Linked DNA regions of Homo sapiens: region 1 is linked to region 2. A link is a loop called in an ENCODE intact Hi-C map of the cell type or tissue named here. Cell type or tissue: IMR-90. All regions are shown on one strand. Links, peaks and the distances in the headings refer to the core of each region. The heading gives the core; the rest is flanking DNA. Region 1 overlaps CHN1 (chimerin 1). Region 2 holds the start of LOC124907908 (a long non-coding RNA gene).

Region 1 (15,658 bases), core at 3,042-11,041, 49 kb after region 2:
AAGCAACCTTGTAAGTGGGCCACAGATATTTTTTCTAGGCCACCTCCAAAGCTTTTGGTCCATCTCGACAAATGAAAGTGACAGAGTATAAGGCATGAATTACACTTTAATGAATAAAGGGCAAAACGAACTAGTTTCAAAGCCCTCTTGTGCAACTGGAAAAAAAAGACCATTTTATTACCATGACATTTGTGATTGCTTTTAACCTGTGAACAACTCCTTTCACATTAACTTCTCTGTTAAAACAGAGATGAAAGACTGGATTAATTAACGGATCCCCAGTACAGTCTTATCAGTGAAGGCATTGGTCAGAAGCAGGCTGCAAAGGACAGGGTGGGAAAGGGTGGGCTATTGAGGGGCCCATATGGCACAGGCCAAGTGTCATGTGTCTCCTGGGCAATGACTTAGATAAAAACTGAAGTCATTCTCAGTTGGGCCTGCCATTATTCAGACTAAAATCCTGGCTTATAAAAGGAAACAAACACCCTGCTTCTCATCATGTTTACAGCATTCATATCTCCAGTTTGAAAGCCAGTAACAGAAACTGAAAAAGAAATCCATGATATAGGAAGATAAAGAAAAATTCACCATTAATCTTCATTGTTCCTTTCAAGTCAAAACATTCCCTTTAGAAATAAGCATGAATGCAAATAGCCAAGGAGCATGCCTGCAAAGCTTGCTGCAAATGTAAGCCACGTTGGAGATGATATGAACATTACGGGAAATAAAATTTTGCTTGGGAAGGTGGCAATGACATTTCAGCTGCAGCTTCTCATTTGGGACTGTGATGAGTCAGTTCTCCAGCACAGTGTTGGGTGATGAGGGGAGAGAACAGATGAACAAAATCAAAACGAAAGGAATGTAGGTAGGCAGGCAGCTGGTCAGGAAAGTTTTTTCTTCCCTCATTTTTATGTTTAGGGTAACTAGAATGCACTCTTTTAGGTGACCAATGTTTGTCTCACCAAGATGGTCTTAAACTTTTTGGTCCATATGATATGGAATTTAGAAATCAAACCCTAATTTGGCCGGGCGCGGTGGCTCACGAGGTCAAGAGATCGAGACTATCTTGGCTAACAACGGTGAAACCCCATCTCTACTAAAAATACAAAAGAATAGCCAGGTGTGGTGGCGGGCACCTGTAGTCCCAGCTACTCGGGAGGCTGAGGCAGGAGAATGGCATGAACCCAGGAGGCGGAGCTTGCAGTGAGCCGAGATCGTGCCACTGCACTCCAGCCTGGGCTACAGAGCAAGACTCTGTCTCAAAAAAAAATAAAAAATAAAAAAATCATACCCTAATTTTACCACTTCAGTTTAAAGTACTTTGATTTATATTATTATGCCGTGAAAAGAGAATACATAACACTGGCTATGATCATTAGCAAGAAATACATACAAGAGTACTTAAATTAGGAGGAATACTTACTATAGGAGTATCTTTAGTATCAAGGCAATACCTTCTTGCCTTGTTGTTAAGTTACGTCTAGTCAAAACTACTAACCACCCTATAACTCTGGAGTAATAATGTATTAACAAAGAGCGAGGTTTTGGTTCAGTTAAGCACCACGATAATGTCAGTTAAGCACTGACACTATGCTGGCCATTCCTAGTCTTCTTGTCCTGATCAAATGGATGTGTAATTGATGACCATGGCAGGAAAGGCAGAAGAAATGCACCAGGCACTTGCTGAAACATAGCTTTAAGCACTGGCCAAGGCTAAGTACCTGGAATAGAAAGGCATGCCCACTGGCCAGCAGCAGACAGGAGTGAGGGAGGCACTAGGCGGCTGGGGAAGGGGCGCAGGTGCTAATGGCCTGTATAACCAGCTGCTATAGAGGTGGCCACACGGGAGAATTTGCAGGGTCTTTCTGCGCCACATACTTAACCACACAAGTAGTTAACACGGAAGCACCGCTTCAAAGAGAATGACAAATGACAGAAAATTGGTGACCTAATTTTAAGAGTAAGAAAACTGTTCAAAATTGAGAGAAATACCATAAAAGCCTACTAGACATACATTGACCATACCACAAATAAATGATGTAACTTTAACTGTGAGCAATAACTACAGGGAAAAGCTGGTAAAATATGATCATACTATAACAATATGACTATTAGGACAGTCACCAGGGCAATACAGTAATTTAGTTCTGCTCCCATATGAATATTATAAAAATGGTTTATGTTAATTGGTATACAAAACAATATTTTAAATATGTGCAGAAAAAATAAATTATTCTCATAAAAATACATTTACCACAATTCAATATTGGCCTTATTAACAGAGCTTAAATTCTTTTATGGTTTCCTTTATGATCCATACATTCCCAATCACCGCTATGTTTTTGAGGGAGAAGTATATCTAAAATTACAAAATGAATGCAAAGGTTGCACAGAACTTGCTTAGAATCATAAACAACCATATTAATGCTAGAACACAAACACAATTTCTGGTGTTGATGTTCTGTGCTGAGCTGAAATAGTGGCCCCTTACACAGAACCATCAATCTGAAACCCAAGAATCTGGATGTGGAAATATCAAAGTTCTCAAAGCAATCCTTTGATTATTATATGCTACAAGGTACAGATTGTATAATAATGATGAAACAATAAATATAACCATTAATTCAAAGACATTTTCCATTTCAAAATATGAGTATTTAGAGTATTATAAAATATATAATTTTAATGTTTAGGCTTCTTTTAAGTTTCAGAAGACAATTTCTTTTTGATTTCTTTTCCCCTGATAGTTTTGCCTCCAAACTGAATCATGCTCAAGGTTCAAAAATGTTAAATGCCATCACCTAAAACACTTCTACTTAGAAAGTAAGCTTCATTACTGAGATGAATGAGTTCGTATTCAAATATTAGTAAAAATCAACACTTTGAAATACCAGTCCCCTAAGGTTATATTATGTAGGTACAATAGGAAAATAAATAAGTAAATGGTTGTGCAATAAAAACCACTTACATTCCATAGCTGAGTGACAGAAAATCTCTATACCTACATTATAGATAGGTAACTGAACACTGACATACGGAAAACCCTCAGACCAGTCTACAATGTCTTGTGATCCACAATTCTTTGAAGCTAAGTCTGCATTAATATATTATTTCCACACAACCAGGTTTCAATTTCTTTTTGACTTGGTTATAAAAGTGTCATCTGAAGAAGTACTGTTAACATATATTACAATATGAATGCAAGTATTCCTATACTAAGAAAAAGATCTGACTAAAATGCACAGGAAGTTATTAAAAGTATGTAGTTAAAACCCTTTTTAAAATCCCAGTAAATTCTGGGATTTAAAAAATTCTGTTTTTCTTCTTTTTCACTGATTGCTGCTCTTACCTTTAATACTGCCTTTCCTTAAGTACTTGGTTTAATTGATTCTTCTTTTTCTAGTTTCTTAAGATGGAAGCTTAGCTCTTTGACTTAAGACCTTTTTTCTCCCTTTCTAAATATAAGCATTTAATGATATAAATTTCCTGATAAGTACTACTTTAGCCACATTCTATGAATTTTGATATGTTTTATTTTTCTTTTCAATCAGTTCAAAATATTTTCTAATGTATCTTGTGATTTCTTCTTCAACCCATGAGTTATTTAGCAGTATGTTATTTAATTTATAAGTATGTGGGAAATTTTTCAGATATCTGTTAGTGATTTCAAATTTAATTCTGTTGTGGTTGGAGGATATGCTTTGTATGACTTTAACCCTTCTACATTTATTGATACAGTCATGTGTCACTTAATGATAGGGACACTCTCTGAGAAATGCTTCATTAGGTGAACATTATAGAGTGTACTTACACAAAATCTACATGGTAAAACCTATTATGTACTAGACCTAATGGTCTAGCCTATAGATCCTAGGCTACAAACCTGTACAGCATGTTACTGTACTGAATATGTAACATTAACACCATGGTATTTGTGTATCTAAATGTATCTAAACATAGAAAAGACAGGGTAAAAATAAGGTATTATACTCTTATGGGACCACTGTCATAACTGTGGTCAGTTGTTGACTGAAACAGTTATATGACACATGGTTATATTTGTCTTATGGTCCAGAATATTATGTATCTTGGTGAATCTTCCAGTTCACTTGAAAAGTATGTGTATCCTGCTGTTGTTGAGTGGAGTACTCTATAAATATCAGTTAGGTCAAATTGGTTGATACTGTTCTTCAAGTCTTCTATACTCTTACTAATTTTCTGTATATTCTGTCTATTTCACCCTCACCTCAGTTGCTGCTTTATGTATTTTGCACCTGTTATTAGGTACATATAAATTTTAAACTGTTATATCTTCTTGATTAATTTTACATTCTTCATTCCCAATAATATTCCTTGTTCAAAAATTGTGTTTAAAAAAGTACAGTCACTCCAATTTTCTTTGAATTATTGTCTACATATACATATTATTTGCTAGATATAGAATTCTAGGTTAATGTTTCTTTTCCTTCAGTTCTTTGAAGATGTCGCTCCACTGTCTTGCATAATTTCTGATGAGAATTTTGCTTTTTCTTTCACTTCTCTCTGTGCCCTTTATATTTAATGTGGGTTTCCTGTACACAGCATATCACTGGATCTTGCTTTTTTGTCCAACCTGACAATCTCTGCCTTTTAATGGTGTGTTTGAGTCATTTTCATTTAATGTAACTATCAACCTGTTTTCTATGCATTCCATTTGTCCTTTATTCCTTTTTTTATGTTTTATACTCTGAATTAACTGCATATTTCTTATGACTCCATTTATCTCCACTGTTAGTTTAACTATGTCAATTTTAGTTTTATTCTAAGGTCTAGAACATACACATCTTTTTTTTTTTTTTTTGACAGGGTCTCACTCTGTCACCCAGGTTGGAGTGCAGTGGCACAATCATAGCTCACTGCAGCCTCACACTCCTGGACTCAAGTGATCCTCTCACCTCAGCCTCTTACGCAGTGGGAACCACAGGCATGTGCCACCACACCCAGCTAATTTTGTCTCTTTCTCTTTTCTTTTCTAAATAGAGATGGAGTCTTGCCACGTGCCTCAGGCTAGTCTCAAACCCCAGGGCTCAAACTGTCCTCCTGCCTCAGCCTTCCAGAGTGCTGGAATTACAGGCGTGAGCCACCATGCCCAGTCTACAATATACACCTTTAACTTACAGTCTACCTCCAAATAGTATACCACTTTATGTAATGCCCAAGAATCCTATACATGAATATACTTCCACTTCCCCCATCCTCTACTCTACATTACTGTTGTCATACATTTTGCTTGTATAAACTACATAATATATTACCATTTTTGCCTTAAAGAGTCAACTATCTTTTAAAGATACTAAGTCAGGAAAAATATCTTTTAAAGTTACCCATGCTTACTATTACTTCTAGTGTTCTTTATTCCTTTGTGTAGTTCTAAATTTCCACCTGGTATCATTTTCTTTCTTAAAAAGTTACTGTAATATTCTTGTAGTACCAGTCTCCTAGGGATGAATTCACTCAGCTTTTGTTTGTTTAAAAAAATAAATATTTTCTCTTCATCTCTGAAAGATATATTTGCTAAATATAGGATTCAAGGTTAATAGATTTCTTTTCCTTCAGTCCTTTGAAGATGTCACTCCATTGTCTTGCATAGTTTTTGATGAGAATTTTGCTGCCATTCTTTATTCATTTTTATGTAATGTGCATCCCCCCAACTGCTTTTAAAAAAAACTTTGTAAGATGTGTGAGTACCAGTGAAAAAGGAAAATAATTTGTTTCCTCAAAGTTGACATATCTGTCCTAACTAAAATAATCCTCGAAGATATTAACAGAGAAGATAGTAGTATAAAAATAATTTATATTCTTTTAAACAAATGTGCATTGTATTCTTGAGTGTGAGTATGCACATTTAAGATTCTATAAAACCACAAAACTATAAACACATTATGAAGCTGAAATGTGAAAATAAAACTTAAGAGAAACCAAACGTATGTATAATTTCTAGATCTGAGAGACATCCTCTGTACATTACGTGTGGGATGAACAACCTCAATTCTTAGGCTGAGGCAAAGTATGGATTCTCCTTGACTTATGATGGGGTTACATGTCAATAAACCCACCATAAGTTGAAAATATCATAAGTTGAGAGTGGGGTTTCTACTTTTGATATTTTCAATTTATGATGAATTTATCCAGATGTAATCCAATCCTAAATCCAGGACTGTACTGAATGAATATTGCTTTCAGACCATCATAAGGTCAAAAATCATAAGCTGAGCCATTGTAAGCCAGGGGCCTTCGGTATCACTTTACAGTGAAAACTGTTCTTTCCCCAAATTTTCTCACTCTCTCTGGCTGCTTTTACAATTTTCTCCTTAACACTGGTTTTCAGCAATTTATGATATGCCTTGATGTTGCTTTCACCATATTTTTTTCTGTTTAGTGTTTAGTGTTCACTGCATTTTTGGATCTGTGACTTTTCATCAAATTTATACAATTTTTGGTCACTATAGCTTTAAATAATTGCTCTGTCTCCTGGTTTCCCATCACTGTTCCTTCTGTGACCCAAATTACACTTATGTTAAGACTGCTTGCTATTGTCCCACTGGTCACTGATGTTGTGTTCATTTTTTTTTTTTTTTTAATTCTCTGTTCTTCATCTTGGATATTTTGTATTGTATTTTCTGGTTTACCAATCTTTTCTTCTGTGGTATCTAATATGCTGTTAATATAATCCAGTGTATTTTTCATTTCAGATATACTTTTCACCTCTAGAGATTCAATTTGGATTTTTAAAGACAGCTTCCATTTCTTTCCTCACTACAACCTTTAGTCTACTGTTAATTTTGGTCACAGTACTAAGATGATACCCTCTTGAAGAGTCTTAACCAATGCTCCATGTGTTGTGACTTCTTTCTGTTTCTACTAGTGGGCAGAATGAGTCTTCAGTGAGTTTCAGCCATTGTTTAGCCTATTGCTTTCTGGTGGTTTCCCAATAGTTTCTTCCCACATATATGCAGATAAGTCATCAGTAAAAGACTCAAGAAGGCTCCTCGGCAGATCTCCAGAATGCCTTTTGTGTGCAGCTCTGTCTCCTCAGGCAGTCTCTGCCCCATACATTTGAGCTGCTTTGCACCTCCCCCACGACCCCACCCTAATCTCTTTGTCCTTCACTGGGGTAGACCACAAGACTCTGCTTGGACTCCCCCTCCATGTGCTGTGGCCTGGAAACTGCCTCCAAGCAGTAAGAGTGATCTTAAGAATCATTTTGTTTGTGTTCCTTCTTTCAGTTGTCACAGTTCTATACTACCTATTGATCAATGTCTGGCTGTGGTTTTTATATACTTTTTCTGGTTTGCTAGTTGTTTAAGATGGGAAGGTAAATGTAGTTCTTCCATCATGACCAAAAGTAGAAATTTAGTTTATATTATTGGTTCTACTGATTCGTTCATGTGAACGCCAACCAGTGACTTTAATAGGCTTCAGTTTCTACACATGTAAAATAAGATTAACTTAATCAGTAATTTTCAACCCCCTTTATACAGACTGAACTGCTTCAGGATTCTTTTGTCATCCATGTTTCATGAGCACATCTCACCCAGCAAAGTGTTACATTAACACTGTCATATTCAGTAGGCTGTTCACTAAGATCTTGCAATAGGTGATTTCATTTGACATTTAATCTTGTAGAGGGCACTGCTTATTTTTCAGTACACAGAACAAGTTCTTATTTTTCATAAAAGCTCCCAATCCATGTGAATCGTATAGAGCTGACCTCTTCCCCAGCTCCAGGGGAAGACCTGGATCTAAGCCAGTACATTCCCTTCTCCTGACTGGAGCTACTGGTGCAGAGATGAGCATATGATATAATTGGTCAATGACTGCCATGCCCAGAACCTTTTTTCAAACAGTCTGTCTTTGAGGCTGACTAGAATCTGGGAGGATACAGAGCTGAAGACTTTGACAGTCATCTTGTCACCAGAGGGAGCCTAAAAATGAAGAAAGAGTTGGGAAACAGGGTTCTGGTGGCATTTTAAGCCCCTAAGTCAAAGGATACCTTCAATTAATGCTGGACTTTTTCTACTATGTGACACAACAAATTCCCTTTTTTCTTAGTCCAGTGTGGGCTGGGTTTTCTGACACTTGCAGTAAAAGTCTCTCAACTGTTCCATCAAATAGTAAATATATTCATGGTAACAGATTAAGAAAAACACACTGAAGTAATACAATTGCGGAGTAATGAGCTGTAACAGCAACCATCAAAGCAAATTAGCACACCCCCTAGAGATGGACTTCTCTTTAAGAACAAGGGCATGTGTACCAGGCAGAGCACAAGCAGAGATCAGGGTTGTGTCACATGCAAGAGGTGAAGCTCCAAACAAAGGTAGTTCTAAAAAGAGAAACAGAGAATATGATATTTTAGGCCTGATTTGGGCAAATCCATTCACATGGATAGCCAAAACGTCACCTCTAATACAAAAGACTGGAGGATATCACCTAATGTGACAACAAGCCTCTGACTACCATGACCTAAAAATAGATGTGTTCTTTTAATTTTTAAGTCTGGATAATACCTTACAAAACACGCCAGTTCTATTTTTGCTCCCCAAAGAACATAAAAATATAGAAAATAAGCAGCTGATGATATGGTGGTTCTTCAACTGTTGGGCTACTGGCCTTTTCCTTTATAGTTTTCCTATTTTGTAACCAGAAGAATCTCAAGATAATTTAAGAAGAGGGATTAGAAAACTGGAAAAAAAAATCTATTAGTATGTTGCTTGTCAAAAAAATAATTTACAGTGGTTTTCAGCTACCAGAAGTTTTTGTGTAGTAAAAATATTTAAAAAGAAAAACCATTGCTTGTCACGTTTTCATTTATTTTTTAACCTATATTCCACTTCCTTTGGTGTATATACACATCTCTTTTTCTACTTTCTATCCTTTGGGCTATTTGATGGAGGCAACAATATTTTTGTGTCATGCACTATTACATAACAAATGATGAACACCAACTAATGATACTAAGTTTACTGAGATATGGAGTACTTGACAACATAGACAATAATTGAAGCAAGATGATAAGACATGTACGTATTCTTTAGGTACATGCTTTAACCGTCCTACTAACAGTCATGGTAAACCTCACTCTTTTTTTTTTCTTTTTTGAGATGGAGTTTGCTCTTGTTGCCCAGGCTGGAGTGCAATGGCACGATCTTGGCTCATTGCAACCTCCGCCTCCCAGGTTTAAGCAATTCTTCTGCCTCAGCCTCCCAAGTAGCTGGGATTACAGGCATGCACCATCACGCCCGGCTAATTTTGTATTTTTAGTAGAGACAAGGTTTCTCCATGTTGGTCAGGCTGGTCTTGAACTCCTGACCTCAGGTGATCCACCCACCTCGGCCTCCCAAAGTGCTGGGATTACAGGAATGAGCCACTGCGCCCAGCCAAACCTCACTCTTAATAAGACTTTGTCCTATAGGGAATGTTGACACAGTGGGTCACAAAAAAGATGAAGTATGATAGCACATTTTGTCAGTTAAACAAGGCTTGAAACACAGAGACATGAAATATTACATATGGTATTTCTCCTATTAACTTACAAAATAAGCAAAAGAGAATTAAGACCCAATCCTCAGTTAAATCTGGAAGGGGTGAGTGAATATAAGATAGAAGAGATTACGAGAAGGGGCTTTAGAGTACCAACATGTCTCAAACGGGGGAAAAACCAACTCCTGAAGGTTGGACTGTTGTATGAACATGTAAACTGAAATATTAAGAATTTTACAGGCCAGGTGCAGTGGTTCATGCCTGTAATCCCAGCACTTTGGGAGGCTGAGGTGGGCAGATCACCTGAGGTCAGGAGTTCAAGACCAGCCTGACCAACATGGCGAAACCCCATCTCTATTAAAAACACAAAAATGTGGTGTGTGTTTGGTGGTGGGCACCTGTAATCCCAGCTACTAGGGAGGCTGAGACAGGAGAATAGCTTGAACCCAGGAGGCGGAAGTTGCAGTGAGCTGAGATTGTGCCACTGCACTCCAGCCTCGGCGACAGAGTGAGACTCTGTCTTAAAAAAAAAAAAAAATTTAGAAGAAGTGACAATTATTTCATTTTTAATTGATAAATAAAAATTATATTTACTGTGTACAACATGTTTTGAAATGCAAATACATTGTGAAATGGCTAAATTGAGCTAATTAATGTAAGCATTACCTCACATATTTTTTGTAGTGAGAACACTTAAAATCTACTCTCAGAGAGATTTTATTCTCAATGTATTCTTATACATTGTTATTAACTGTAAGAGGTGACTTTTAAAAATTGCGTGTTTTTCCTATGCGTTTATATCCTTAAAGAAAGTATGGTATATATATACAATAGAATATTTATTCAGCCTTAATAAAGGAAATCCTGCCGTATATGACACCATGAGATGAACCTGGAGGACATGATGTTAAGTGAAATAAGTCAGTCACAGAAGGACAAATATTGCATGATTCCACTTATATGAGGTATCTATAATAATCAAACTCAGAATAGAAGAGTGGCTGCTGTTCAATGCATATAAAGTTTCAGTTATAATAGATTGAGTATCTTCTAGAAACTTGTGAGCAACACGATGCCTTTACTTAACAATACTGTGTTGTGCACTTAAAGATTTTTTTTTTTTTTTTTGACATAGGGTCTTGCTCTATCGTCCAGGCCATATTGCAGTGGCACAATCACAGCTCACAGCAGCCTCGATTTCCTGGGCCCCAGTGATCCTCTCACCTCAGCCTTTTGAGTAGCTAGGACTACAGGCATGTGCCACCACGCCCAGCTAAGTTTTGTATTTTTGATAGAAACAGAGTTTTGCCATGTTGCCTAAGCTGGTCTCAAACTCCTAGGCTCAAGTGATCTGCCTATCTCAGCCTCTCAAAGTGCTGGGATTATAGGCATAAGCCACTGCACCTGGCCTTACTTAAATATTTAAGAGGGTAGATCTCATGTGACATGTTCTTATCACACACAAAAAAAAATCTCTCTCCAAAGTTTAAACTACCCTCTGTCGAATTTTACTCTGCATACTCACTTCTGACTGTCATTCTGTTTCAGGCAGAGATGTCATTTGTATTTGTATATGAAATATTGAACCATGAGGAATATGGCATTATTATACATATGTGGCACATAAAATTAAAGGTATTTTGCCAGTGTTTATGCATAAAACCATTCTTTTTTTTTTTTTTTTTTTTTTTTTGAGATGGGGTCCTGCTCTGTCTCCCAGGCTGGAGTGCAGTGGTGTGTTCACAGCTCACTGCAACCTCTATCTCCTGGCTCAAGTGATCTCACCTCAGCCTCCTAAGTAGCTGAAACCACAGGTGCACAATATCATACCCAGCTAATGTTTTAAATTTTTTGTAAAGACAAGGTCTCTCTATGTTGCCCAGGCTGGTCTTAAACTCCTGGGCTCAAGCAATCCTCCTGACTTGGCCTCCCAAAGTGTAGGGATTACAGGCATGAGCCACTGTGCCTGGCCCCAAACCCTTCCTATGACCTTCTCATCATTCTCATTATATTGACATTTGCTTTCTTTTCAGTCAGTTTGCATATATCCAGCAGTCAAGGACCGTACATTACATATTACTGTGTCTCCTCCCATGTCTAACAGAGTGGTCTGCACACAACAGCTGCTTGATAAATACTTGAGGGATGAGCAAGGAGGAAACGGAGCTAGGAAAGCCTGGAGAGTTTTATTTTAGGTTAGAGAATACTGTGGGCAAGATGTTTCGACACTGTTAAGGGATTTTTCTTTGAAAAGATTGAGTTAGTATGTTCAACAGCAATTTTTCATACATATATTGAAAGAGCCAATCTTTTCAGGGGCCCACATGGACATGGAACAAGAGGCTAGAAAGGAATGAGGAAGACAAAACATGTCTTCCTCATTTAAAACATTTAAAAAAGATATAGTAGAAAGCTTGAATGGAAGAGACAAAAAACATACTGATAAGTAATTTGTGTCAGCGAGGCAGTATAATACAGAGATGCCAAATTTGGAACTTGGGGAATAAAGACAGATTATAAAACATCTCCAGAATAAAGGGCCATGGTCTGTGAGAATAATATGGGTTTCTCTGAAGTATAGCAATTTAAATTCTCTAGTCCCATAAGATAGCTACAAAGAAGTATATGCAACTATGTGCAAACCAACAAGAACTTTGTGAAATGTTTCTTTTCGGATTATTAGTGGCAGGTAGTAACCTTTCTGATAACCTTAAGGATCTGAATGACTTGTACTCGGGGTGTCATACCAGTTCCCCAGCCAGCATGACAAACCATAAGGCCAGGCAGGGTGAGGTTGAGAGGGCCACCGTGCTGAGGGGCAGTGCACAGGTTCTGTGGTCCTCCTCACCAGCAGCATTGGCAGAAGTGGAAAGCAGAGCAGTGGCTGTCATTTTTGGCTTCTGCAGCATCAGATATGTACTATAATAGGCAGCAACAGAAATACAATGTTTACAGGGACTTTAAAGATGATTCTGACCAATTTCCTAGTTTCTCTTCATCAGTCCTCTACATGTCCGATTGCCTTAGGCAGACAGAACCTATGCTACATACTGATCTGCGCTATTTTTGTCTTCTCTTGCAAGTGGCCCACATTGAGAACTGGGGAAAGAGTGTGTGTGTGTGCATGTGTACAACAGAAATACATATAATTCCACTTAATTTCTTTCTTGGAGAAATTCCAAGTAAGAAATTATTTAAAATTATTTAAATTTCCAAGTAAAATTATTTAAAGGAATAATTCACATTATTCCTTTAAAATGTTTATGTTGGACACTCCTTGTTCATATCCACAGAAGAGGCAATGATGAGAGACATTATTGCAGAAGCATAATGAAGCATTCTAGATTGTCATTTCCCTTTTGTAATATTGCATTTACCTTCATTTACAATACCATTAATTCAAAACACTATTCAAATTCCTGAGCATTTAAAATATGTACACAGATTCTCTAGTCAATATCAGATAACATGATGGTATCTTGGGTTTTATTTCATTTTGAAAACTCACATAAATCTAATTAAAAGAAAACATTGTAACAATACAGATCTTAAGACCAATAGAAGACTCTATTTTTGTGTTAATTTCCTGCTGTCATGAGAAGAGGTTTTCAAGTAACAACAACCAAAGGTCCCCCGCATGTCACACTGTGTACTCATTTAGTCATTTATCAAATGCTTCTTGAGCATCTGCTAGTTACAGGCATTTTACTAGACATCGGGAAAGGGCAAGGAAGAATGGAGGGAGGCAAGGTGGTGGTGTGAGGGTTGGTGGGGATAATATGAAAGAGGTGATAGACACTGTTTCTGAATACGACATTTCACTGCTGTTAATATAAAGTTTTAAATATTCTTTCATATATAGTTAATTTTAGTTCCTTTTCAAATCAACGTATTGAAAATTTGTCTCCATAGGAACTTCAATAAAATTTTAATGAAAAATGGAATACTTGTAATAAATCTAATGGTTCACAATACACTATAATTAAGTCCGAGAATTTTAGAGCTGTAAGAGAACCCTTAGACCATGTGGTTTAAAACTTCACAGTTTATATTAAAATTATTATTTGTTCATTCATTTTGTATTAATTTTATTATAAATGTGAACCAAATGAAGACCAAAGGGGGCTTGGATTTGCCCACGTCCTCGGGAGGAAAGGAAAGACTACCCTCAGCAAGAGTGTCGGCCACTGCCGCCCTTCAGTTCACCAGACAGCACAGTGTCCAGTCTGTTGGCTAGGATTGCTGGGTTCAGTATGATCTCTTTTTCCTAGTAGGTCTTGAATCAGTAATTTTATTAACTATTATAAGGTTCATGTTACAGTGTTATTTTAATTGCAATATCAATTCACATTTCAGGATTCACTGTTTGCCTGTTATCTTGGCAACACTAAATCTATTAATACAATATCTTATATCTTTCATTTACATGCAGACTGCAAGTACCTGAAATGAAAATCAACAACTAATTCAAGACTACCTTAAAAAATTAAACTCATATTTTTAGTATCTACTCCCTATAATTCTTAATGTTGTTTTCTTTTAATTACTTAATTTGCCTAAGTAGCCTAGCTTCTGTCGTTATTATAATATTGTATCTGCTCTTGATTTTATTTTATAGAGCTATCTGAATTAAGCAACAAACCAGATGAAACATTTAACAGTTTAATTTGAAAAGAGTAAAATAAATATAGAGGATTTCACTGCATTCTGTAGTGCATGAAAAATGTAGCTTTTATTATTTATTTATTTATTTATTTATTTTTGAGACGGAGTTTTGCTGTTGTTGCCCAGGCTGGAGTTCAGTGATGTGATCTCGGCTCACTGCAACCTCTGCCTCCTGGGTTCAAGCGATTGTCCTGCCTCAGCCTCCAGAGGAGCTGGGACTACAGTCACGTGCCACCACACCCGGCTAATTTTGTATTTTTAGTAGAGACAGGGTTTCCCCATATTGGCTAAGATGTTCTCAATCTCCTGACCTTTCGATCTGCCCACCTCGGCCTCCCAAAGTGCTGGGATTACAGGCATGAGCCACTGTGCCTGGCCAAATGTAGCTATTCTTATGCAACATCTAACTCTGCCTGACAACTAGGCACAGTCCCCACGATCATGCTAAGGTTTTCAATCACATCATAATCTCTGCAACTGGACAGGAATAAGAGGATTCAGATGAACCCTTAAGTATAAATAAATGTCAGTATAGATTCAGAAAAAAAAAAAAACCCACTTAGGGGTATTTGTAGTAACAAAAATAGTGGCTACCATGTATCTACATGTACTGGGAACTCAATTTTTCCGATGTAGAGAGAGATTAAGCAATTGACCCAAGGTGGTGCATATAATAAGCAAGCTCCTGAGGGCAAAGGCTGGATCTTATTTATCATTTTACCCAGAAAGCCTCAGAATGCATGGCACAATCATTGCTGGAAGGGTGCCTGAGTTTTATTTTTAATGTTAGAGTTTGTTTTGTTCTCTCTCTTTCTCTGTGTGTGTGTGTGTGTGTTGTATGTTGTATTAGGATGAGGTAGCTCTTAAAATAAGAGGTTGATCCAGGGGACAATTACAATTATTTTCTAATTGATTTAGATAACTTATAGTGTAATAGTTTTTAGAGGATTTGGTGCATTTATCTGTAAAATAACCTCCCTAAGGGATATAACTATCCTTCTTGTGATAGATGCTTTCTCAAATCCTTATAAGTAACAATAGAAAAAAAAAAAAAGAGACCATGTTACATAACATAGCAAAAGGGAAGCCTTCCTGTTTTATTCTACTAAAAAAACCCCAAACCCCAAAAACAAACGCCTGTCTGTAGGCTGAAGTTAGGTCCAGTTGGTTTATTTGGCTTTCACCTCAGTGAGTGCTTTCACCAAAGGTAGAAGGCATTCTTGGCTTCACTCCCTGAAATAAGGTTTGACAGCTGTTCGATTCCACAGAGCAGTATTACATAACAAGGCAGTTCAAGAAGCAAAAAAGAAAACCACCTTGAAATGAGGCTTTGGTGAGTGGGCCCGTGGTTATACAGAATACACTTTTACCACCATAATGACAAGGATACATGAATGATTATCGTCATGGAAATGCTACGGTTTTTCCCCACACAAATTTCTGAACTGTACATACATAGATGTGTATATCA
Region 2 (15,658 bases), core at 4,495-12,494:
TTGCTTGGAGCCCTCTCTGCTCCCCCAGAGCCACAGCCCTGCCCCTCGCCCCAGTGATGGTGCTGTGGTTTGCTTATTTTGACATATTCGTTCCTAACACGCTGAAGATGAAAGGCAGGAAATGTGCAGTTCCAGTTCCCATAGCAGCAGTGGTTGGACCACGTTGCGTCACATTTACAGAAGGGTCATGGGATCCTGAAGGCAAACACAGCATAGGCTGACCTCAGGCCCAGGGGCTGGCCTGGCACAGCACATGCTGGGCGCTGCCCGCCCCTAGATGGAATCCCTCCTCACCACGGACTGACCACAGCCTGGCTCACTCCCACCACTGTCTGTGACTGAAGCCACCTCCTCACAAGGTCACTCCTCTTGGGGCTCCCCACTGTCCCAGAGAGAGCCCACTTCCTCCCAGACCACTCCCAGTCCTGGCAGTGTGACTGCTGCTGAGTGACGAATATGGAACTCTCCCTGCCTTTCCAGTTCTCTTCGAGCAGGAAGTGCCTCCAGATCTTTGGGGCAGAGATTGGAAACCCCCAGTATTCTAAAAAAGTGGCAGAACTTGACCCATCAAGACCCAAAGGGAAAAAAAAGCCAAGGCCTTGCTGTTTTCCCTCAGTGACCATCGGCCCTTCCTGCAGTCCCCAGCCAGCTAGATGATTCTTCTCTAAAACACGCCATCTTTCCCATAAGATATAACTAAGCATCACTTCCACCCACACTCAGGATGTTAAGACATTTGAAGAATAATTTGTTCTAGACCCGAAAAAAACCTTGCAGGAAGAATTCCACTTCCCTTCCTCCAGGTGTGTGCCATGTGGCTTGGTTATGGGGGCAGTGGGGGCTGTAACTGGCTTCGTATGTGGCCATTTCCTGCCTTTGGTGCAGTTAAACCAAGCCCTGGGTCATTAGGCTGCAGGAATACCATTTGTGCATTTCATTTCCTTGGGGATGATTTTTTAAAGTGGCTCTAATGCACCTGATCACACTCAGATGTGTTCCCAGGGAAGTAGGCGATTTGAGAGTGCAGTAAAGCCAGCTCGCATGTGCCCAGATCCAGCTCAGTTTCCTGTTCAACAGAAGCCACTAAAGACAGGTACTCAGGGTTGATAATGTCCTTTTGTGCCTTTGTCTGGGGCAGCTCATTAAGGTAGAGACACCTCAGCGCTGACAGGACAACCCCTTCCTGTGTGTTCCAGGGAAACCTAATTGACTACAAAACCTTTTTTTTTTTTTTTGATGTTACCACTGCCAGATACAAATCCAATTAGCAGCAGAGTTAACTCAGATGAATCCTGGAAACACGGAAATACCACATTCTACAGCTAATCAGACCCGTGGAATGATGACACATCTGGATGTCATCAGGAAGGTGGGATTCTGAGGACAATAGGAGACTGGATGCTCTCAGAGCCCACATGTTCCACTGATTTCAGAGCCCCCTTCTGTGGGTGAATTACAAGGACTTCGAGGATTAACAGTCGGAGGCCAGCTTCTGTCTGCTCAAGGCCTCTGGGTCTAGGAACATCATCGCTTTATTCTGAGGCCAAGAGATATTCAAAAGAAGTCACTAAGGTCTTATTTCCAGTAGAGCCCCTTGGTCCCTCCACAAATCCCTCCCTACAAATCTGGATGGATTTAAGAAACCCTTTGTTTCTTGTTATGTGACCCTTCTCCCAGAGACTTGGGAATCCTGTATTCTGACTCTCCTGAGAGTAGAAGCAAACTAGTAATTTCAAGGCACAGAGGGATGCTCTGGCCCTCCCTGACCTCCCTTTAAATAATTAATGTTGCCAGGCAGGTGCTAAAAGACTAGGCAGAGAGAAAAATGCCAATGCAAAAGGGCAAGTGCAAAAGGAAATACCTGCCTGGCCTTTGAGTGATCATGATGGTGACTATTCACCATTGCAATGTGGATTGTAATGTTGGAAGACACTCCAGGCTCTGGGAACCTTGCTTTTAGTAATAAAAGCCCCATTTAGAAGTAACCAGGTAGCTAGAACAGCAGGGCTAGAATCAAACCGATCAGAAGCCACGCAGGAGGCTTGTGTGGGGGCTTCTCAGGACATCAAGTTTCATCCTGATTGGTGGCCTTGTTGTTTCAGAAGTCCTCACTTGCCCACAGAACAGGTTTCTCCTCAACCTACTCGCCTGATTGGTGGGAAAACCCCCACTGGTAGAAGTGGCGGCTGTCAGGGTAGGAGGGCAGAGGCTGGTGCAAGATTTGGAGGCTTTTATCCTTCTTATGTGATGTGTGATATGCTTGGTTCATCTAAGTGTAGTGGGTCTACTCTGGCCTCAGACAGGCGGAAAGCATATGGAGATAAGCAGGGTGGAAGTCTCTGGAATCAAAGCCCAGGGGTCTGGGAAATCAGCTGGAGCTCTCAGATGTAAGCAGCAGAAACGAACAAGGGCTGTTTTCAGCAGGCAGTATCCATCACAATTACCTTAGGTATTTACTTTACCCTTCTACAAGCCTCAGAATATTTCAAGGCCCCCTTTACTATCTCTGGTGGATTCAATGGCTCAGCATTCTTCATAGCCACAGGCTTTCATGGACTTCATGTTATTATTGGATCAACGTTTCTCACTATCTGCCTTTTCAGTGGAAAAGGAGTGTATTGAATGGCTATGGGGTGGCTCAGAGTCAGCGAGGGCTGCAGCGTGAGCTTGGAAAACAGCAGGAGGGCTCTGGCGCAGCCAGGCTCATGGGCAGAACCACACCAGAAGCCTAGGGCCGGGAGGGCTCTGGGACGCCTGCTGTGGGTTCCTGGACATCACAGTCCCCTATGGGTACCGCTGGTGCTGGGCCTGGCCACCGTAGGGGAACAGCTACCTCCAAGGCCACTGAGGACACAGGGTTCCACCCCCTGCAGCCCCCTGCCATGGTGGTCCCTCGTTGTTCCTGCCACTCTCAGCTCTGGCATCTCACTTAAGTCTGTGTGTCTCTAATTGGCCCAGCTCAACCATGTGCCTGTGCCCCACGGCAAGGTGTAAATATCCACGATGCCTGAATTCCGATGCAGAGCCCACACTCTCCAGGAGGAAAGCTACTGATTGCTCTCTTTATCACCAGCGGACTACAATGAAGACTAAACGAGACAACAGCCTGGCCCTCATGAGGCTGTCCTTTCCTGCCCCTACCGCCCAGCTCCTTTGGTCCAAGCACCAAATTCCGCTTGGTGGATATCCAGGCCCTTCACTTCACTTCTCTTTCTTCCTCAGGCTGTTGTTCCTTCTGTATCTCTCCTTAGGGCCTCCATAGGGAGGGAAGGGGGCATGAGGTAAAGTCCTGTGCCATTGCTCTCCAGTTTACAGCGAGGCAGGTGCAGCTAGTGGCCAACTGATGGCCACAGCAAGGGTGTTAACTGGTTAGAAAATGCCAAGCACCTGCCTCGGAGCTCAGTCCCCACCTGTGAAATAAAGCTGCAGCCAGGGTCTGGGGCTCACACGGAGGAGGAGGGTCTCCAGCAAGGAGGTCACCCTTCAGATGCAGGACAGAGCAGCAGAAGCCAGGCGGAGTTCCACCCTAAGCAAGGTAGGAAGAAAACGGAGTGGGCTGCAGAGCACTGGGAGTTTTTTGAAAAATTATAACAAGACTTCTTTGTTTATCTTCTCCCTGGCTTCCGCAGCCGGTCTGAGTCGGGATAAATTCAGCACAGGAGGAAAATGCAGCATTTCCTCCCCCTCTCCTCCCATTTTAGGTGAGAGGAGGAGGTGGCATGGGGGATAGAGAAAGATCTGGCAAGCTCGCCAGCTGGCACTGCGGCTGGGCTGAACACAGCGAGCTTGCTCTGCGCCCCCACAGAGCGGGGCCCAGAGCAGAAATGCGGAGGTATCCTCTCTCTTTGCTCCCCTTCCACCATCTCCTTAGAAGTCAGGTTGGTCTCAGGCATAGAGGGGGTAGGTAGCCCCTTGCTCAGTATGATCCAAGCGTCCACACACCTGCAGGCCCCTGCAGAGCCCCAACAATCAGGCTCATGGCACGCAGCTTCTGGGGGGAGCCATGTTTTTAAGAGTACACCGTTGCTTTCAGAAAGACCCATTTAAAATGCAAACCGGTAGCTTGGGAACAGCAATATATGACAAGCTCAATCCCCTCACGGAGTTGACCATCATATTACTAAGGGATGGCTCACGCGACAGTTCTAAGGATGGGAGCTGGAGATATTTTGATGCAAGTGAGGACATGCAGTGGTGGGTGCCCTGGGTGTAGGGATCACATGAGGGGCTTGGATAAGAAGGGGCACCAGGAAGATTAGTAGGAATAAGGAATGAGGTTGGAGACAGGGATTGTGAGCACGAGGCCTCTTCACCCCCTTAGGCTTACACTTACAGAGCCTCGCCTCTCCCTAGCATAGGGAAGAAGTTGGAAAGCTTTGGATACTGCTGTCCAAAACCCAAAGACCTTTCACAAGAGCCTGGGTCTGGACAACATGTCTGGTCTCCTCCCGATCCCTGTGTTGATGGCGGAGAAGGTGGTGTGATGACAGAGGCCAATGCATTCTGTAGGGGAGAAGGGACTCCCCTAGGAGCTGGATCTAGGGACAGACTTAAGCAGCATTTTATTTTTTGTATCAATTTCATGCATGGTTTGTTTGTTTTAAAATCTGGTTCAAGGCATTGTAGCTATGAAGACTCAGTTATTACTGAGCCTACACTGGGTGGGAGGATGGGGAGGCCTGCGGGGCTGCTGTTGCCCTTTTGAGTAGTTCCATTCTGGTGCCCAGAGGCTGGCATCACAGGGAGTCCTTGGCCCTTGGCCACTGAACAGAATAAAGACTGAAAAAGGGACCATGGAGGTAGGTGACAGAGGTGCATTGCTAAATATTACATTGTATTTTGTTTGAGTCTGTTTGGGCTGCCATAAAGTAATACAGGCTGGATGGATCACACAACAGATACTTATTTTCTCACAGTTTTGGAGGCTGGAAGTCTAAGATCAGAGTGCCAACAGGGTTGGTTTCTGGTGAGGGCTCTCTTCCTTACTTGCAGACGGCCACCTTCTCACTGTGTCCTCACATGACCTTTTCTCTGTACACACATGGAGAGAGAGAGAGAGAGATCTCTGGTGTCTCTTCCTCCTCTTATAAGGATATCAGCCCTACTGGATTAGGGGCCTTATGACCTCATTTAACCTTAATTACTTCTTTAAAGGCCTTGTCTCCAAATACAGTCACATTGAAGATTAGGGCTTTGACACGTGAATTATGGGGTGATATCATTCAGTCCATAACATACCTATATACATACGTATGCATATATGTTAACAGTAATCTTCTGGTGGTGGAATATGAGTGCATTTTTTAGTTTGTGTTCTATGATCTCCAGGTTTCTGCATTAAGAATATCTTACTCCTGTACTTACAGGAAGAAAGCAACAGGTAATAGTTTCTAAAGAGAAGGAACACATTTTCAGTTCAAAATAACATGTACTGTAGGATTATTTCTAGAATTACATCTATAACTTGTGTGCCCATCTACGGACTCACCTGCCTACCCATCTATCTGTCCATCTGTCCATCCTTCCACCCATCCATCCATTCTTCAGTTCTTCCTTCCATTCTTTTTTCCATCTGTGTATTTGCATTGAGAGATATATGGAATGAAAATGAACAAAATGTTTGTGATGGTTGTTTCCGTATGGTGGAGTTTTAAGTGATTTTGTATTCTTCGTACTTATCTCTTCTGCTTGAAATTTGTAATAAGGAGGTACGTAAATTTTTTCTCAATTCACAACATTGAACTTTTTATTTGCTTACACACATGATCCGAATCACTTGATTCTGGAACAGTAGTTGGTCTAACACAGCATCTCTGCTCTATTCATAGGGTGGGTTCTAATCACCAAGCCTAACTGAGCGTTCCTAGCTGGCAAGACTGAGAGCAACTCTGACCCCACAGCCTTGGTCGTGCTGAGGTTGCCAAGCTCAGCGTGTAAAGTGGAGGTGTAGCTCAGTGGGGGAGAAGAGAGGGAGTTTGCAGGCTACACCTGGGCTCCATTTAAACCCACAGCCGGGCATCTCGAGCCTTTGATGTATGCTGTGCAACTGGCTGGCGGGTCTGTAGCTGGCGAGGCTCTGCCATTTACAACTCCAGGGTGACTGCTAAGTGCCCTCAGGGCCTTCCTGCCCAGCTGCAATTGTCATCTCTGTTCCAGTCTCCCCTGACTCCCACTATTCTGAAACTGGGGCAGGAGATCCTGTGGAAAGATCTCCAAGGGCCTCTGAGCTTAGAGATCTCCAAGGTCAAGGATGTGGCTGTTGAACATTTTTAGCTCCAGTGAAATAGATAAGCAGCCTTCTGTGTTCATGGATTTGCAGAGCATTTTCTGAGTGTTGGAGAGCAAAGGAGTAGTAGGCACTTTCTCACCTAGGGTGGGAGTGAGAATGACACAACAGTTTAGGAAAACAGGCTAGCATTCGTTATTTAGGAGAGGCGAAGATACATTGGCACCATGACCTAGCAACCCTGCTCCTAGGCACATGCTTTGCATCTGGAGATGTATACGGATGATCATGAGAGTGTTTTTTCTAATAGCCCCATGCTGGAAGCAACCCAATGCCCATCAACAGTTATAGATGGCCTGCATAAATTGAGCTATATTTGTACAGTGGAATGCTATCCATCTGTAAAGATGAACTGATTACAGCTAGGGCAACAACATGGTCATAACCCACAAACATAAAGTCGAGTGAACAAAGAAAATCGAAAAAGAATATATACAGCATTATATTGTTCATGTGAAGTTCAGAAACAAAGCCATATTTTTTTTAGGGATGCATACAAAAGTAGCAAAAATATGGAAAAAAATTTATAAAACACAAGATACGGATACCCAGGGGAAGGAAAGGAATCAGAATCAGCCAGACTTTCTTTCCCAGGGTGGACAGGGACTTCTGGGGTGCCTGGCAATGTTTTTCTTCTTAACCTGGGTGGTGGTGACAAAGATGTTTGCTTTATAAATTATTCATTAAACTCTTCAGTTACATGTCTTTCTTTGAATATTTTATATTCACTATGAGAATATGCAAAAGAGAAAAGCAAAATCCAGTCTCCATGTCTAGAAATGGCTGCTTCCTTTACCCCAGGCTTCCTTACTTCTGGGACCTCCAAGCAGCATTTGTCCAAGTCTATGACCAGGGTCGTGAGTCAGTGTGCTCTTACTTTCCAAGTTCTATGATGAGCTTAGCCTTATATCTGGGACTGTTGTATGTGTGGAAGTGGGAGGGGTGGGAATATGCTGCCCCAAGAAGACAAAACATTAGGAATAACAGTGAAAACACGAGACAACGCTGTAGAGACTTCCAGTGTGGTGGAAGTTTGGAGAATGAGTCCAGGGAAGGAACACTCCATTGGTCCTGAGGATGGACTGGGGGAGACAGAAGCTGGGAGTGGGGAGGGTGAGAGAGGATGTTGTGATGAAGGTCCCTGTGAATGACCGGTGGAAGCCAAGTATTGCTGGATCCACAGGAGGGTTTGGAAAAGCAGGAGAATGTTTGCTTCACCCCACCTTGTTGCCAGTTTTTGTCCACCAATCAATCAATTATCAATTCAGTGATGCCCCCAGATATGTTATATCTAACAGTCAATAGGAGAATCTTGAACAAAGAAGACATACAGAAACCTTCAGAGAAAAATAGAAAGTGAATAAGAGAATTAAAAAATAGATGCCATTGTTCTCATTGCCAAACTCTATTGGAAAACAATCCTCAGCTGCTCCAGGAAACGCATTAATCAGAAGTCTCCCGGGCTTGCTGTGGAAAATAGTTTGGTAGTTCCTTACAAAGTGAATCATAGAATTACCTTACAATCCAGCGATTCTACTTCGGTTATATATCCAAGAGAATTGAAAGCAGGGACTCAAACAGACCCTTGTGCACCATAGCCTTATTCACCATAGCCAGAGGTGGAAAAACCCAAGTGCCCATCCACAGATGAATGGATAAACAAAATGCAGCACATCTATATAATGGAATATGATTCAGCCTTAAAAAGAATGAAGCATTGAGACTGCTACAACATGGATGCACCTTGAACCCGTGCCAAGGGAAATAAGCCAGTCGCCAAGGGACAATATTATAGAATTATTCCATTTCTATCAGGTACCTAGAATAAGCAAATTCACAGAGACTGAAAATAGAACAGTAGTTAGCGGGGGCTAGGAAAAGAAGGGCATAGTTATTGTGTGTGTGTCGTTGGTTTGCTTCTTTGAGACAGAATCTCACTCTATTACCCAGACTGCAGTGCAGTGGCACAATCTCTGCTCACTGCGGTCTTGACCTCCTGGGCTAGGGTGATTCTCCCACTTCAGCCTCCCGAATAGCTGGGACTACAGGCATGCACCACCATACCTGGCTAATCTTTGTAATTTTTGTAAAGACTGGGTTTTGCCAAGCTTCCCAGGCTGGTCTTGAACTCCTGAGCTCAAGCGGTGATCTGCCTGGCTCAGCCTCCCAAAGTGCTGGGTCTGCAGGTAGCTATCATGCCCCTTGAGAGTTTTTTTTTTTTTTTTTGAGACAGAGTCTTGCTCTGTCACTTATCCTGGAGGGCAGTGGCACGATCTCAGCTCACTGCGACCTCCGCCCCCCGGGTTCAAGCAATTCTCCTGCCTCAGCCTGAGTAGCTGGGATTACAGGCGTGTGTGGCCACCCCCAGCTAATTTTTGTATTTTTAGTAGAGACGGGTTTTACCATGTTGGCCATGGCTGGTCTTGAACTCCTGACTTCAAGTAATCCACCCGCCTCATCCTCCCAAACTGCTGGGATTAGGGGCATGAGCCACCACGCCCAGCTGAGAGTTATTGTTTCACAGGTACAGTTTCTATTTGTCATGATGATAAAGTTCTGTAGATGGATGGCACAACACTGTAAATATAATTAATACCACTGAATTGTACATTTAAAAATGGCTACAATGGTAATTTTATGTATATTTTACCATATTCCAAAAAGAAGTCCACAGAAGCTCAAAAAATTGTTCCTGTGTGTTGAGATAGAGGAGAGAGGCCTGGGCTGTGGAATCATTTACTGAATACCAAGAAAGAAAACAAGGTAAACTTTCCTTGTTGAAGGTTGAAGAAGAAAAAAATGCTTTCTTTGGCCTATCCCTGGAGCTTCTGCTACTGTTGGGCCAGCCTCTGGCAGCAGCACAGAGATAGATGTTAAACAGCGCGGGTAGACCTGGGTGCTTTCAGAAAAGTGGCCCCTGCCCCTTCTTCCTATCCTCATCCCTCAACAAAGGCTGAACCCTGGTTACCCTCCAAAAGCCTGTTTTCTGGGAAATTGCCTTTTAGAATTTTTCTTTAAATGTATGAATCCACCCTGAATGCTATTTGAAAAAGAAAAGGAATTTAAAGATGTTGAAGTATGCTTACATATACACAATGGAAAAATTTGCTTCTCAAACAGCCTGAGTAGAAAACCTCGCATCCCCATGGCAACCAGATTCCACTGTGACCACACATCAAATGGGTGGGTGACCTGGCAATGTAGGCCTGGGCTCTTCAGCCCCTCCCTGCGAACATATGGGGCCCAGATGTACCACCCACTGCAGTAGGGTGCTTGAAGCTCCAGGATGGCTGGCTGAGGGCTCTGTTCTAGTCACTAAGGGATATTCCTGGAGACCCATCTAACCTGGGACAGGGAATCAGTTCTTCCTGAAAATCATAGAGGGGCAGGAGACTCTCCCTCAAGCCATTGCCCCGGGGAAATGCAAGACCCCTGTGGCTACTCAGGGGCTTGGATTACTAGGATGAGTGGTTGGGATTTAAAACAATTGTGTGCTGCTGACCAGAAAACCAGGCCCTTGGTAACACAAGAACTGCAAGTCCTGATCAGTTAAAAACCTAAAGAATAATCAGATCCTTAATGCTTCATTTCCTTGAACAGACATCTGACCCTTTTATAGAGTTTGTGTCATCTTCCCCTTTGATCATCTTCCCCTTTGATCATTCAGAACAAGTACTTCTTTCCAAACTACGGTCTCAGTCCCATTTTCAAATAGTATTTTGGAATGGCTAGCCTATGATAACCCCACCTCCCTTCCTGTTGAGCTTCCTAATGATACCGAAGGGAAGAGCGTGGTCCCTTTAAGTGATACGGAAGCGGGGGCGGGGGGGGGGGGGGAGGGAAGGGCGTGGCCCCTGGCTAGGGCTCCACCCCTACGAGCCTAGATGAGGACAGGCATTTTTGTTTTCCTGCTCAAATGCTGCATTTCCCAAGACCACCCTGGCCTGCCACGCCCCCATCCTGTGCCTATAAAAATCCTGAGGCCCTAGCAGGCAGACACACAGATGGCAGGACGTGGAGAGGAGCACAATGGCGGAGGAACTAGGCCACTGACCGGCAGAAGCAGAATGATGCTGTGGCAGTCGGATGAGAGCCCAGGCCGCTGAGCTGTCGACTCCAGGGGGGAAGCCTTCCCACTCCATCACCTTCTGACTTCCCCCATCTGCTGAGAGCTGCCTTTACTCAAAATCTTGCACTCATTCTCCAAGCCCAGGTGTGATCCGATTCTTCAGTTACAGCAAAGCAAGCACCCAGGATACAGAAAGCCCCCTGTTGTTGCAACAAGGCAGAGGGTCTAATTGAGCTGGTTAATACAAGCTGCCTATAGACGACAAAACTAAAAGAGCGCAGGGTAGCACACGCCCACTGGGGCTTCAGGAGCTGTAAACATCCACCCCTCGACACTGCCGTGGGGTTGGAGCCCGGTAGCCTTCGCGTCTGTATGCTCCCTAGAGGCCTGAGTAATGGGGCACTGAAGAAGCAAGCCGGTCCCCGTGTCGCACGCCCTGCAAGGGCGACAAGTGAACTTTTCCCATTTCACTAAGGTCTTTCTTTTACGAAATTGATGTATAATAGTTGTACATGTATATGGGGGTACGTATAATATCTTGATACCTGTATACAATTTGTAATTATCAAGTCAGCTGATTGGGAAATCTATCACTTCAAACATTTTTGAGTTGGGAGAGTCACAATTCTTCTAGCTATTTTGACATAGACAATAAATGATTAACTATAACTTCCCTGCTATACTATCGAATACTACAACTTACTCCTTCTATCTAACAGTATTTTTGTCCCCATTAACCAACGTCTCGTCATCCTCCATCCCTTCCCAGCCTCTGGTAACCACCATTCTCTCTCTATTTCTATGAGATTCACGGTTTTTTTTAGCTCCCACACATGAGTAACATGTTATTTTACTTAACATAATGTCCTCCAGTTTCATCCATGTTGCTGCAAATGACAGGAGTTTTTTATTTTTATTTTTATTTTTTTTTTTTTGAGACAGAGTCTCGCTCTGTCGCCCAGGCTGGAGTGCAGTGACGCGATCTCGGCTCACTGCAAGCTCCGCCTCCCGGGTTCACGCCATTCTCCTGCCTCAGCCTCCCGAGTGGCTGGGACTACAGGCGCCCACCACCACGCCCGGCTAATTTTTTGTATTTTTAGTAGAGACCGGGTTTCACTGTGTTAGCCAGGATGCCCTCGATCTCCTGACATCTTGATCCGCCCGCCTCCGCCTCCCAAAGTGCTGGGATTACAGGCGTGAGCCACCACGCCTGGCCCGGATTTCATTCTTATGGCTGAATAATATTCTATTTTGGATACACCACATTTTATTTATCCATTCATCTGTTGATGGACACTTAGGTTGATTCGCTGTCTTAGCTATTGTGAGTAGTGCTGTGATAAACATGCAAGTGTCTTTGGCATACTAATTTCATTTCCTTTGGATGTATATCCAGCGGTGGGATTGCTGGATCATACTGTAGTTCTAGTTTAGGTTCTTGAGGAATCTCCGTACTGGTTTCCATAATGGTAATACTACTTTACATTTTCACCAACAGTGTGCGAGTGTTCCCCTCTCTATCCTTGCCAGCATTTGTTATTTTTTGTCCTTTTGTCTACCACCATACCATGCTGAACACGGGGATCCCATCTGAGGTCTTTCCTGTGGGAGTGGCCGGAAGGCCATCATCCTTGTAGTCACCCTCCCCTGCTGACCCCAAGGAAAGCTTTGCAGGGCTTGTAGATATCAAAGCAAGCCCTCGATTTTGATATTTCGGGGGCCCCAGCCCCAGACTGGCCAGCTTTCTCATTTCTCCCACAATGCAGTTTTTATAATTGGCAAGCCTTGTTTTTACGTTCCAAGCCTGGAGTCTTTTTCCACAACATTATAGAAGACCTTGGGCATTCTGAGAACTAAGTAGCTTGCTCTTGGCATTGTCTTTGATTGGGCCAGGCTTTCAATGAAGGAAAACACATCAGGAAGAAAGTTGCTCCCAGGGTTGCTGACTGATCGCAGAGATTTTTTTTTTTCTTTACCACTTTTCTTTGTGTTTGGCCAGGTATAGAGTGAGGGTGGGGGGTGGGGAGGCCTCTCCTAGCAGACTGAGCTTTTCTGCACCTTAGGCTAAGGCTGAGTGGGGCCAGTCCTCTCCTGGCCATCTCTGAGACTTGACTCCCCACTACAGAGGAGTACAGGGGCACTGGGCATTTCTTCCTTGTGAGAAATTTTCAGCTCCCGTCAGAATGACCTTCCACCAAACCCTTTGCTTCTTCCCGTCATAAAGTTGGAAGAAGAAAAAAGAAAAGCGGTTCGTGGTATGTGGGCAGGTAAAATGTTAACAACTTTGCTATAATCCATGTTCAGTTCAGTAGACTTGGAACAGCATGAATTTCGCAAAGTGAAAAACTCTGGCTTCCTCTGTAGACGCATTGCTCTGCAATCTGAAAACTAGCAGCAAGCCAGAGTAATAAGAGCAAGGAAGGGGGAGAGGGAGGAAAAAGGGAGAGGGCAGACAAAATCAGTGTCCTAGGGCCTAGCCTGAACGGTTTAAGTTAATGCCTATCTATTAATATCTTTTCTTTCTCCTTCCTTTTTTTCGCCTTTCTCCCTCCCTCCTTCTTGCTGCCTCCCTTCCTAGAGACATGATGATGATGCTTCCCTCTGGCAGCTCTGTCTTATTTGGCTATACCCAGCCAGAGCTATAAGAATTCAAGCCTGTCTTCACAGATGTTTCCTTTTAATCACTATAATTAATATTAGTGATTGTTAATGGGGACATACTAAGAAACACACTTGCAAAATGCTCACTGGCAATTGGAATAACCTTGATTTTGTGAGCCACGCATCCTCTTTGCTTGGCCACCGGTTCCACAGACAATGCATCAGATCCTAGAATTATCTGATCATTTATTAATTTCTTCTCCCAGACCTGGGACAAAACCAGGGGGTTTCCAGAGTGGAAACAACAGGGAAGTTAGCTGTCCTGACTGAGAGACTGTGAAGGTTCTCAGTGTGGATTTCCTCTGATCTCCTGGCATCACCATCTGGAGTGGGAATGGGTATCGGGTGGGTGTTCACTGAATGCTGGTTCTGGGCTGGGCCTGTGTTAGTGGGCAGGCTGCTCAAGTGGCTTTGGGACTCTGGGGCAAGAAGGCATCCTGGCTCCTCCTACTCTGAAAAAGTGGATGGGTGCCTTGCTGGGGGTGCCTCAGCGAAAGGCTGTATGTTGACAGATCCGGGGATTCCAGTCTACTCAAACTCATTAAGCACATGGGAACTCCCGGCATAGGGCAGGCCCAGCAGAGGCTATGCTGGTGGACTGGGGACATTCTCAGCGTGGGGAGCCTGGGCGTCTTGTCACTTCCCATTAGCTGCAGGATGCCAGGATCCTTCATTTCTGATAAATCATTCATCCATCGACCTAAAGTAATGTTTTTAAAACTGATGTTAAGAAAAAAAAATGTTTTTAGATAAGTTAGTAAGTTTGCAGGAACAACAAGGCTTCCCATACACAAGTTGCCAGTTTGTATAATCTCCTCAACTTTTTAAAATGCAGAACTTCTCAGAAGCTTTATTATGCTAACATGATTCTAATTTCCACACAGGTGGAATTGGTATACAGTATTTCCCAAGCTCGTTTAACTGTCGTTCTCTTTGCTCTTGGGATACCTGTTGAACTATCTAATGCATCACCAAACCTGCTGATAAAGCAAAACTAAGCTAGCAGAACTCAAGGCGGAAAGGGAGAGAGCCACAGCATATAAGTCGTGTCTCGGGATGAGGAAGACAGGAGGATTTTGTAGGGTTCTGGGGGGACTCGGCTCAAGTTGGTTAAGGTGGTTTTTTAAGGCAGGGCATATAGTAGTTAAGACTAGCCAACCCAGCAGGGTCTGGCAGGGACTTTTGATAGATAAGCTATTGTTTGGTAAGCAAGCTGTTTGCTCAGGTGAGCAGTGTGCTGTCTCAAGTAGATTGCTCTATAGGGAGTTTCTGAAGCAAAAGTGAAATTATTGCTTCATAGTCTTATCTGCCTTGGGCAAAGATTTCCTGGACAAAACAACTAAGTCATGTTGACACAGGTGGTCTCAGTTCTTAGGACCTATAGCTGTGTTCGGTTGATGGAGGTTGTCATAGTTCTCATAACAATTCATATTTCTCACATGTACAAGAGACTAGTACATGGGATGCTAGTCTTTTCAAATGCACTCTGAGAAATACAGAATCTTTGAAGTTAACATTTCCAACAGAAAGTCCTTGAGTTTAGTGCCTATTGCATAAAAATGACTTCCTGTGTTTCTCGGGAACCTCCCTGGTCTTCCTAATTAAGGATTTTAGTTAATAAGTGTTCATCTGATTCATTCTCCTTGTGATTTGTGATTTTTATAAAATTTGATAAAGTCCCATTTCCTTTCTCTAAGAACATCTAATTTAGGTTAAGTTATGCAATTTAGAATAAAATTTGAATAAGAAAAGAAAGTATTGAGGACAGTCAGATTTGAGTCAGAAACTGGGAGGTGACTTTGAAGGGAAGTAGGAGCAATCAACTGTATGGAATATAGTTTCCGATTTTTGTTTTCTTGATGCTCTGGCATTTGATGCATTGATGGTAGAGAGCCTGCTCCTCCCAGGGCTAGCTAAGTCCTACAGAGCAAAGAATTCCCCTTTGAGGACACCTTTGACATATAAACCAACCCATCCAGAGCTCACATCCCCAATCATCTCCTTTGTCAAACTCACATACCAGACAACATTCTCCCTGCTCTAAATCACCCCAGGACCAGGTACCCAACAAATGGAGACCACTCCTATAGCCCAGAGCCTGCTGAAATTATTCAAACTAGCCAATCCTAGCTCACTCAGCTACCTACCCTGCCTCATGCATCCTTCCCTGGAGATCCCAATAAAGGTTCTGGGCCATGTTCTGCCTCCTTCTTCTGCCTCCTGAGTGACTGTGGTTCTTGCCATGTAATCCTGCATAGTCTACCGTGCCTCCTGTTTCTGGGGTCTCTATGAACTTCTTCCTTCATGACAGTCATTTCTGTGTCTGCTCTCTTACTATCCCTGAATAAAACAAATCCCAGGAACATTTTAACACACTAACAGGAAATGAAGCATAATTTAGTCGGTACAATGGCGACCCATCAGAATCACCTGGAGTGCCGTCTGCCCGGGCCTTGCCCAAAGAGCATTTGATTTAATTGGCCTGCAGTAGGGACTCAGGTGGTCCTAATGGACAGCCAGGGGCAAGAAACACGTAGCCAGTGGTCCCCAAAGTGTGATCCTGGGACTAGCAGTGTCAGCATCACCTGGGAGCTCGTTAGAAATGCAAATGTTTGGCCCCAGCCCAGACCTCCCAATTCAGA

What was found. A loop is a pair of places that touch in the nucleus more often than their neighbours do. Peaks named below come from ENCODE experiments on the same cell type or tissue, not always from the same donor. Only the 100,000 strongest peaks of a DNase experiment are listed, where the experiment ranks them.
Region 1: it touches region 2 in a loop (3-fold over the local background); 7 of 110 quality-filtered maps call a loop at or near these places.

Annotation. Positions count from the first base shown.
Region 1 is chr2:174,828,972-174,844,629 of GRCh38, forward strand. All of the region lies in intron 7 of CHN1 (chimerin 1), which reads right to left. Among named protein-coding and RNA genes, the nearest start is that of CHRNA1, 72 kb to the left of the region's middle. In IMR-90, for the core only: no CTCF peak of the experiment used is centred there; DNase peaks (open chromatin) are centred at 6,980 and 7,810; H3K4me3 peaks cover 149 bases; H3K27ac peaks cover 3,358 bases.
Region 2 is chr2:174,778,502-174,794,159 of GRCh38, forward strand. LOC124907908 (a long non-coding RNA gene) reads right to left here and starts at 9,449. Exons shown (of 2, transcript XR_007087311.1): 1 at 9,373-9,449; 2 at 5,718-6,368. RefSeq lists enhancers at 3,546-4,153, 8,812-9,627, 10,040-10,334. In IMR-90, for the core only: no CTCF peak of the experiment used is centred there; a DNase peak (open chromatin) is centred at 9,450; H3K27ac peaks cover 3,800 bases.